2 separate regions of the Homo sapiens genome follow, and region 2 is linked to region 1. A link is a loop called in an ENCODE intact Hi-C map of the cell type or tissue named here. Cell type or tissue: heart left ventricle. All regions are shown on one strand. Each heading gives the region's core, and the rest is flanking DNA. Links, peaks and the distances in the headings are about the cores only.

Region 1 (5,385 bases), core at 105-5,104:
CCAGAGTCTGGCAGTCTGCAAGGCATTTGGAAAATCAGTTCTGTATTTCCCTTAATAGCCAACCCCAATCATCCACATATGTTTATTATACGCTTTCGTACATTGTTCTAAATAACGACTTGCACATATCGTTGTTTAAAAAAATCCTGAGCACACCGTTGGTAAAAACACCACTCCAACTTCTCCACACACTTAGTCGCTTTCTTTCCCTCTTCTCCCACTTTTGGCCGCTCTGAGGCACAAAATGTTCAGTGAGCAGGACCCATCATTATTTCTCTAGGGACCCTGAACACTGGCCTTCTGTTTATAAGTTCATTTCCCAGACATTTTCTCAGAACACTCAACCGACAGTTAAACCCTATTAGTTAATTTAGTCTCCATGAATATGCTGTACACGGCCCCTTATTTTCTGGTAAAAACTAAATTAAACAAAAAATAAAAGACTTGCAAATGTTTTTCTCATAAATAAAAAGGTGTTAGCTACAAGAGTCTCTTATACAAAGGCATAGAGGCAGTTAAGAAAAAAAATTTTTTTTGAGCACTAAAGTACAATTTTGCATCCAAGTGGGGTGGAAATTTTGATGCCAGTGTATATGGGCATTATAGTTATAAATTAGGTGATTTCTCCTGGGTCCTGCCAGGCACAAAGAACATTTGGCTATGTGTGTGTCAATTTAACTGAAGTCATTACTCAGGAAACAGGCTTATGCTCCTCACTTAACATGTTCTTTTTAAAGCACTGGGATTGGCTCACTAAAAGAGCCTTTTGTAAAGTAATAAAACTTTTGCTTGTGTGAATTTTACCCTACTAACTGCTAAATTCCTTTTTTAGTGTATAGGATTTCCTCAAAGTGAAAAGCCCTCACTCTGTGATTTGATACAAAAGACATACCATGTTAAATTTCCCGTAAAATCTAATACATCGAGGAGGGAAGTAAAATCCATTATTGGGTCTTTTCCTCCTCGTGAGGTGAGAGAAAATTGCTCCCTCCTTGTAGTACCTTAACCCCTGGCTTGCCAATATTTTCTCTTCTTGTAGTAGCTGTGTCCAAAAGAATAGCTAAAAAAGCAGCAAGGCTCACTTTTTATCTTTCAATAAGCTACAATATTAAAAATTAATTATATTATTTTAACCATATATATCATGTTGCAAAGACAAAACACAAACATCTGAAATTGTATGAAATGGCCTTATGTCCAGTTTAAGCCTAAGTATAGGAGTAGCCACAGATTGGGGGTGGTTTCCCTGCTGCAGATCAGCTGAGTCCTGGCCACTCTCAGTGACATGGCCCAGAAGTTTGGAAAGGCAAGGAAGGTATGAAGGTAATTCTAATTTCGGATTGATGGAATAACTCAAACAACTAACCTATTCTAACGACTCAGCCCCAGTTCTTCCCTTTAATGACTCTGAAAGGCAAAAATTGACAATTCTACTTGACCCTATTTTGCCTGTTTTCTGTTATTCTGCTTAGTGTTAGTAACAACTAACAGCTCTAATGCTTGTCTCTCACTGTACTGAGTCATCAAGTAAGTCTGACCGGCCATCACTTAACAGGCAGTCCTATCTGCAAAGGGACAGAGTTTCTATATTTGCTTCATGCTACAAGTGACATTTTATGACAATTGTGCCTCAAAAGTGGTTTTTTTCTGAAAAAAAAAAAAACAAAAAACGAAAAATACTTCCTAGAAAAGTATTTCTCTCCTTATTCAGTATTGCACATCCCTCCTCTGAAAAGGAAAACAATTCAAATATGACAACTTTCTGAATTTGTTGGGTATTGCTTAAGAAAAAAGAAATATGTGCATATTTCTGATTATCTCCAGCATAGAATTGTTTAAGTCCTGGGGCAATATATGTGTTGGCTTACATGGCATTGAGCTCTCCCAAGGGAGACTGTACCCCATTCCTGATGAAAATATCAGCTTTCCCTTATAAGAACTGGCAGAGCTAAAAAAAACAATTCCTTTGTCTAGAGCCAATACCTTTTACCCAAGCATATTATTATCTTAGTAATCTATTTCATATAAAAACAACATTTGATCAAAATTAAGTTAGGGTGTCAGATAAGCTAGAGCCTTCAACTGTTTGGTTTTATTTTTCACAAGGTCAATTTTGACCCAAAGTTCTAGGAGATGAGTTTAAGATATGTGAATAAAAACACACACCCTTGCTGATTTTGCAAGCTTTCCAGCTACATAGACTTAGAACTTTGCTTATAGAGTTAGAAGGAGCCTTATGCATTATCTAGTTCTGTAGAGAAACTGAGGCCAAGAGAGGTCAAGGGAATTGCCAAAGGTCACAACCAAGCAGTACCAAGAGCTAACCTTTCCTGCCTGCTAGTCCAGGACTCCTCCCATTACACCATCGTATCGTTATTTAGGTCAGCATTCAATTAACAAACCATGACATTATGCACCCACCTCTATTTTCACAAATATTACAACATTCAACAAACTTATGTAAAACAAATTTTATAACTAACTAGCATTCAGGAAATATCTCCTTCTAAAGAACTATCATCTTGCAAAAAATTAGTATTTGGTAAATGAAACCAGCTATTTTTGTGACATATTATATTCCTTCAATCAAAGCTCTGAATCTAGAAGAAATTTAAGCACAAAGCTGGCAAAATAAATTAGCAGAGTGGGCCCCAATGAACATGGCAGACCTCAAGGCAGCTGTGCCAAGGGGTGGGTAAGGCAGCAGCCAATCAAGAGCACCCATCCAGGGCATGAACACAGCACAAGTGAGAGGCAGAAGTGACAAGCCCAATGTGACTGCCCAGACTGGGAAGAGCTAAAAACTCTCAAAATCGCTCGGCCAAAAGTTAGCAACAAACACAATAATGCCTGAGAACATTGTTGTTTTTGCATGGCTTCAAATTACTAGAAATTCCTGACTAATATCCCCTCTCCCACCCCTACCTTCAGGCCTTATATAATTTACTGTTAGGTAAACCACTCTGTGACATTTCAATGGCCTTTTTATATTTCAACAAAACTTATTTTTTACCATTCTCCAGGATGAATTATGAAAATGTCTAAAGGCACATGACTATCAAACATTAAAAGTCATGCTGTAGGCTGCACGCAGGGGTTCACACCTATAATCGAGCATTTTGGGAGGCCAAGGCAGGAGGATCATTTGAGTCCAGGAGTTTGAGACCAGCCTGGGCAACATAGTGAGACCCTGTCTCTACAAAAAGTACAAAACAAATTAACTGGGTTTGGTGGCTCACATCTGTGGTCTCAGCTACTTGGGAGGCTGAGGCAGGAGGATCACTGGAGCCCAGGAGGTTGAGGCTGCAGTGAGCTGTGATTGTGCCACTGTACTCCAGCCTGGGCAGCAGAGCAAGATCCTCTCTCCAAAACAGTCATGCTGTAGTTGAAGACACTGCCCCAGTTCAACTCGTATGGCCTTTCCCCAACTATTCACAAGCTCTTGCGTGCATGCATGCACACACACACACAGACACACACACATTCCCCCAAATATGTGGGATGCTACACATAGCTGTATAAACCAAATTGGGAAAAATTGGGGAAGGCAGTTTGCATCCGTGCAGTATAGAATCCCCTAGACAGACCAGACTATACAAGTAAATTGATTGATTACCGGGGTTACCAAGCACCAACTGAGGCCAAGGCATCATCAAATCCTCAGGGGAACTGAGTTCTCTTTTTTTAAATGGACCTAATTACTAAGCCACCTAATAAATACCACACTGATACTTTTAAAGGAAAACTATGCCAATTCTCAAATGTCCAAGGGAATCTCTCAATCCCAGGAAATACTGACTGGCTGGCACTAATAGTTGACTGGCTGGCACTCCCTCATTTCCTACCACAGAATGGGCAGAGCCCAATACCCAGACCCCTCCAGAGACCCGAGGAAGGAAATTCAAGTTCAACCCTCTCATTGTGAAGATGGGACAACAGACAGACCACGGGGCAAATGTAAGAAGTCCTGGTTCAGGTTGTTCAACCTTTGATCTTTCTATCTGTGACAGAAATCATGGCTGAAACAAAACTGAATTAGAATCTTCATAGTAATTCTGCAGTCTTGCAAATATTTTCCCAACTTTATCAATGTGCCCTCTGCTTTCTGTGAATAATTACAATGAAAAACACAGACCTTCACCATACCACAAAGTTTGTAGTACTTTCCCTTTCCAAATTCTGGGGTTTAAGTGTCCCTACTGTGTGTTCTTAGCCCACCCTGCTTTTCTCATGATAGAACTGTTCAAACTGTGTTTAAATTGCCAATGTCTGCATTCCCATTAAACCATACCTCCACGAGGGCAGGGACCATGTCTGTCTCATTCACCATTTTGTCCCCTGGCATACACATTACACTAGTTCACTAAGATTATTAAGTCATTCAATAAATATTTATTGAAGACTTACTATGTGCCAGGCTGTGTTCTGTGTGCTAGAAATACAGCACAAAGCAAACCAGAGAGTCTGAAATACCATGGAGATTATACTGTAATGGAAGTGTTAGATGTCATTTAGTTGCCTGTCTTGGGTCCCTTTTACATGGCCAACACTTCTGCTCCCAGTTTCTATGCATGTTGGCTCCCATCTGTCCCATTCGAAAGAGAATTGACCTCAGTGCAAGGGCATTGCCTCAGCCAGGAAGTCGCAATGCCCCGAACTCAGCACACAGCCAACGACTGAAAGGAGGGTACAAAGAGTGGGCCTCTTGCTTCCAGATGCAATTAGTGCACCGGAAAAATTCTTTCTCATGGCTAGACCTCCCTGGAAGCACACCCTTGCCCGGCTGCTTCACTCACACTATCCTGCATCATTCCCTCCCTTTACAGGTTTTCCTGAAGAGCATTCCCTCAATATGCACCTGAATTCTTCTCTCAGGTTCTGTTTCTAGGAAATCCAACCTAAGACAGAAGGAAAGACAACAATAAGCCAGCAAACGTGTAAAGGTATATACCATGTTAGATGGAGATTATGGCTTTGGAGAATAATAAAGCAGGAGAAAAGGGAAGGAGTATTTTGGGGAGATAGAGTTCTCATTGAAAAAAAGTGGCCAGAGAAAGTTTTCCCAATAAGGTAGTATCAGTAGGATCTAAGGAAAGTGAAGGTGCAAGCAGTGTGGAAGTCAGGGGGATGGACATCCCAGCCAGAGGAACCTCAAATGCTAAAGAGCGAGAGGGAGGCTGCTGCAGCTGGAATAAGTAGCCAGGTGGATGGAGGTGGGCGGGGTGTGGTCATAAGTAGACGGTTGGATGATGGTATTGAAAAGGAGGGTCTTGGCCGGGCGCAGTGACTCACACCTGTAATCCCAGCACTTTGGGAGGCCAAGGTGGGCAGATCACAAGGCCAGGAGTTCCAGACCAGCCTGACCAACATGGTGAAACTCTGTCT
Region 2 (5,385 bases), core at 173-5,172, 180 kb after region 1:
TTCCAGCTACACCAATGTCAGAGACATGTGAGCCAGAGCAACTCCATCTTGAATAGGAGCTGGGTAAAATAAGACTGAAACCTATTGGGCTGCATCAAATTAAGGCTTTCTAAGTCACAGAATGAGCTAAGAGGTCAGCATAAGATACAGATCATAAAGATCTTGCTGATAAAACAGGTTGCAATAAAGAAGCTGGCCAAAACTCACCAAAACCAAGATGGCCACGAGAGTGACCTCTGGTCATCCTCACTGCTTACACTCCCACGAGTGCCATGACAGTTCACAAATGCCATGCCAATGTCAGAAAGTTACCCTATATGGTCTAAAAAGGGAGGCATGAATAATCCACCCCTTGTTTAGCATATCATCAAGAAATAACCAAAAAAATGGACAACCAGCACCCTCAGGGCTGCTCTGTCTATGGAGTAGCCATTCTTTTATTCCTTTAATTTCTTAATAAACTTGCTTTTGCTTTGCACTGTGGAATCGTCCTGAATTTTTTCTTGTGTGAGATCCAAGAACCCTCTCTTGGGGTCTGGATCGGGACCCCTTTCCTGTAACACCAAGATTTAAAATGGAAAAATAAAGCTATAAGAGTACCAGGAGGGGAAAAGATTGAAGAATTTTTTCATAACCTCAAAAAAGTGGAAAAGGCCTTTCTAAATTTTTCCATAAAATTCAGAAGCTATAATATCAAATATTAAATGCATTTGACTACATAAAAAATAAAAGTTTCTGTATACCTCAAAACATCATAGGTAAGATCAAAAGAAATTGTACTTTACATGACAAACTAAGGACTAATTTATTCCCTGAATAAAGAGCTACTATAAATCAATAAAAAAAATTAAAGGCAAAGGATTGGAATACCCACAGAAAAGGAAAAAACAAATGACTTAGATTATAAATAGGCACTATACTATTCATAATAAAAAAGATGTAAATTTAAGCAGATCAAAATATTTAACAAATTGTGTTGGCAAGTATTTATAGAAACAGGCACATTCTTGCTTTGCTGGTGGGAATATGAATTATTGTAACCTTTTGCAATTTGACAATAATCACTAAAATTTAAAGTACACATATTGTTGGAACCAGAAATTGACTTCTGGGTATTTATCCCATAAATATATTCCCACAGATGAAAATGCATCTTTGTAATAGCAAAAGATTAAACATAACTAAATGTCCCATGGTGGAAGATTAAGACAATATTATTAAATATTGAGATGGGAAGATCTCCAAGACATGGTTAAGGGGAAAATAGTATGGTTCAGAACAGTGTATAGAGTATGCGATCACCTGTATTAAAAAATATATACACATATCCTTATATATGCATATGATTGTAAATATGCAACATACCCCTATAAGTATATATAAGAAACGAGTAACAGTGATTGGGAAAGGAATAAGATGGCTGGAAAATAAAAGAAAGAAGGATATTTGTATTCAACATATTGTATGTGCACATTTTGAATTTTTTAACAGCTGCTAACAAGTTAAAAATATCAATATCCAGCAAATTAAATGAAGATACCGCCAACTCACATACACATAAAGCTCACTTAACAGTATACAACTGTGGGAAGACTGATCAATGATCAGTTGAAATCACCTCCGAAAGTTTTTCTCTAAATATGAATTCTGGGCTGGGCACAGTGGCTCACGTCTGTAATCTCAGCACTTTGGAAGGCCGAGTCGGGCAGATCCCCTGAGGTCAGGAGTTCAAGACAAGCCTGGCCAACATGGTGAAGCCTTGTCTCTACTAAAAATACAAAACTTAGCTAGGCATGGTGCCTCATGCCTATAGTCCCAGCTACTCGGGAGTTTGAGGCAAGAGGATCGCTGGAACCCAGGAGGTGGAGGTTGCAGTGAGCCAAGATCAAGCCATGGCACTCCAGCCTGGGCGACAGAGCCAGACTCCGTCTCAAAAAAGAAAAAATAAATAAATAAATATGAATTCTGGATGAACGCTTAACATTCTTGTGTGCACAGAAAGCACACATACAGTGGTAACAGCACCATTGCTCCTGCGGAGAGGAACAGAACAATTCAAATCACTGATGTATGAACCTAGGAGCTTCTTTGCAGGCCATGATTATGTGATTCTGGCTTAGTTCCCATCTTAATTAACTGCTATTTTAAAAAATAATTTGTAATGATATCATTAGAAAAATTAAAATAAAGAAAAAAGTCCCTAAATGGTCCTGAGTCAAACTTGAGCTCTGGCCCCACTCAAGAAGAGAGAAAGCGAAAATGGCCTCTGAGATAAGTTTGAGTCTGGTTAAAAGCTTGCTCCTAAAACCATATTTAGACCCTTGGTGTACTGTTTGTCATCAAAGAAATCTGGCACATTATGTAGAAGAGAAGGATTAATGTGACTACCAAGTAAACCTAACAGTGAAATCCAGCCATGTTACTCAAGTTGATGAATGATTTGGAGTGCTGGTACGCTATTGTAAAACACAGTTGACTGTTTACAAGACAGAGCAATTTCTTTTCTTACATTTTCTCCTCCAGCATTTCTGAGCAATTATATTAGGAAGTGGCTGTTTACCCTGGCAGCTGGGCTCCGTATCTCCACCACTGGAGAGGCAATTCCCCGGGCTACAAATACCCGGAGAGCTGACTCATTACATAAAAAGGAAGTTCTGTTTGGTAAAAGAGTTTAAAGAACACACTTTAAAACGTGCATTAAACACTAGTGTTAATCATTGCCAGAAAGGACGAGTAGGCCACAGGCGAGTTGGTGAACTTAAACCCAAACTTATTTTGATAAAATTTGGTACCTTGAACTCTAGATCTTTTATGAAAACTGAGGTTGTAGGCCCAGCACTAACAAGAGTGTCAGGAACTTTCCATTTCCATTATAATTCTAATAAATTTATTAATATTTTAATGTGATAAGTATGACACTTCTCTTTGTTTCCTCATCTAAAACAATAAGCCTGGCATACTTACCTATATTAGGGGTGATGATGAAATTCAGTTAACTATGCCTAACACCGTATAATCCCTGGCGTGGATAGTTCGAAAAATAAATATCTTTTTCTTAATTGTAGGCAAAAATGAGAAAATAGAAAATATCTATTAATAGTTTCATCTATCATAAAATTTTATAGCCATAAAAGATATCTAAGGGGAGTGTATATTCAGGGCAACTTGAATCTATGCTACCTGATTGCAATATATATCTATATGTCTAGCAACTATACTCACAAATACATATGTAGTAATTTTTTCCCAAATTGCTTGTACATTTCCTTTCTTTTCTATCATAAGACAGGAAAAAAAATTATCTCTGGACAATTCCCAAAGTGGATGCATTTTTTTCTTGTCTGGGCACACAGCCAATAGAGATTAAACTAGGAAGGGAATTGATATGACCGTGGGTGAGTATATTAACCCCTCTGGATGCCAGTTTTCTTCTCTGTAAAATAAAAACTGGACTAATAAGTGGTTTTCAAACCTCAGTATATTTTAGAGTTACCTAGGAAAGCAGATCTTGGCCATCAGGTTAGGATCTGTGCATTGGTATTTATTTTTACAAACTCCCAAGATATTCTGATGTACACCAAAGTTAGAAAATTCCTAAATCCAAGCATTCCTAAAGTCACTTCTGGCTCTAACAATCATCAATCTTTTTTAAAACATACCTTCTTTGCATATATAGAAAAAATTTTTTAAGTGTAAAACTGCAATTATATACATACTTTGGGGACATTTTTTCTCTTTTCTATTTTTGTGTGGCTTGCCCTCCTGCTGATACTCCCATGGGCCCCACGGTAACAATCTATCAGTGATCTTCATAAAGCACGCAGGGGCCTTCCTGGTCCCTTATTCTAGATTTGGGATGCTGAATCCCAAACTTCAAATGTATTTTTTTCATCTAACTGAAAATATCAATTATGTGCAAATCCTCTGTTTCCTCTCATTCTGTCTCCCTTACCACCATCCAGATAACCTCGTTCCAACTGATTCTGCACAATCACGATTGTCTGCCTCAGTGTCTCCAGGGTGAGCTCAATGCTTGGTGGGCACTTAGGAATTGTTTGTTGACTGACTAACTGGCTTTGGAAAGGGAGAAACTCAATCTTTTCTGCTGATTGTTTGCTGACTCTTAGTGGGAGGTTATCTTTACTAGGATATCTTTACTAGGAGTAAGAATATCAGAGATGCATGGAAGCAAAAAAGCAGTCGAAAGCCAGAACCCAAGTCTTCCATGAGTCCACTGAACTCTCTCAATTCACAGGCAAATGAGACTCTGAAATTGGACATTGCATATATAAAAATAAAAGGAAGAAATAATGGTTTCCTCCAAAATAGGTAAATAGAGACCTACCAAATAACACACACCAATCCAAATAAATACCATGTGGAATTTGATAAAAATTGTTATGCTTAGTCTATTTGATTATATTTGTTAAATTTTCAAAGAAATTGGATCAAGTAGAGAAACTGAATGTATTGTATGGTGTTCTATTTGAATAGTAACAAGAATAATAAAGCTAATTTGTAATTTGGAACAGGCAAAAAATTAATAAAATTTTGCTCATGGGTGGAAATCTTCATGAGACTGAAATTTCATTCATTTGCTCATGGAACCAAGCATGGGGAAAAATGTTCCCAATGAATCACTATGGATGAGAAGCTGAGATATGATTTACCACCTCACCTCCCCATACAATACATTAATGGTTCCCTGCATGTTTTACTTTATGTTCATCCAAAACACCCAGATTAATAACCAAGCACAAGAGTGTATATAACATCACATTGCCCATCTCTGAGGTGCCAGGAAGGATCGTGCCAAAACCGTCAGGAAAATGGATTGTGCTGCCTCCCTTGGCAATACAAACCAGTGTGTAATAACCCTCTTAGTCAGTTTACCCTTCTGTTGCCATTAATGTAGATTACAAACTTAACTAAGAATGCAGCAAAAGATCCAAAGATCAAAAAGAGCATGGATGACTACACACCCTCAAATCTATAAAAAAAAATTAATACAGAGCATACACATCAACCTGTTCTTAAAAACACTCTCAGAGCTGTCACATGTGCTAGATAGTTCTCCACAGAGAAGACCTTGGTCTTCAGGATGTCAGGCAAACCTCCTGACTCAAGCACTGAAATAAACACAAATCACCATTATGAAGTCAAATCTATAAACAAGCTTGGAAACCAATCCAAAATCCCTCAGATCCACACCTATACACTCAGTGACTCATGTCTATGAGCCATGGTGACCATGCCCAGGGTTGGGGTCAGAAGAATCAGGGGAAGTGCAATAGCAAGGGGACTCTTCCACAGCCTTTTTTGAGGGTTCTTCAGTCCTGGCTAACTCTGCATTCCATTTATGATGCCTATGAGGAATACAAGAGG

What was found. A loop is a pair of places that touch in the nucleus more often than their neighbours do. Peaks named below come from ENCODE experiments on the same cell type or tissue, not always from the same donor. Only the 100,000 strongest peaks of a DNase experiment are listed, where the experiment ranks them.
Region 2: it touches region 1 in a loop (3-fold over the local background); 26 of 110 quality-filtered maps call a loop at or near these places.

What each region holds. Positions count from the first base shown.
Region 1 is chr12:46,654,106-46,659,490 of GRCh38, reverse strand. No RefSeq gene overlaps it. Among named protein-coding and RNA genes, the nearest start is that of SLC38A4, 170 kb to the left of the region's middle. In heart left ventricle, for the core only: no CTCF peak of the experiment used is centred there; no DNase peak of the experiment used is centred there; H3K4me3 peaks cover 294 bases; H3K27ac peaks cover 1,613 bases.
Region 2 is chr12:46,471,038-46,476,422 of GRCh38, reverse strand. The region is part of intron 3 of SLC38A4-AS1 (SLC38A4 antisense RNA 1); the gene reads right to left. The region is part of intron 1 of LOC124902923 (a long non-coding RNA gene); the gene reads left to right. Among named protein-coding and RNA genes, the nearest start is that of SLC38A4-AS1, 90 kb to the right of the region's middle. RefSeq lists an enhancer at 2,401-2,600. In heart left ventricle, for the core only: no CTCF peak of the experiment used is centred there; a DNase peak (open chromatin) is centred at 2,582; H3K4me3 peaks cover 237 bases; H3K27ac peaks cover 2,327 bases.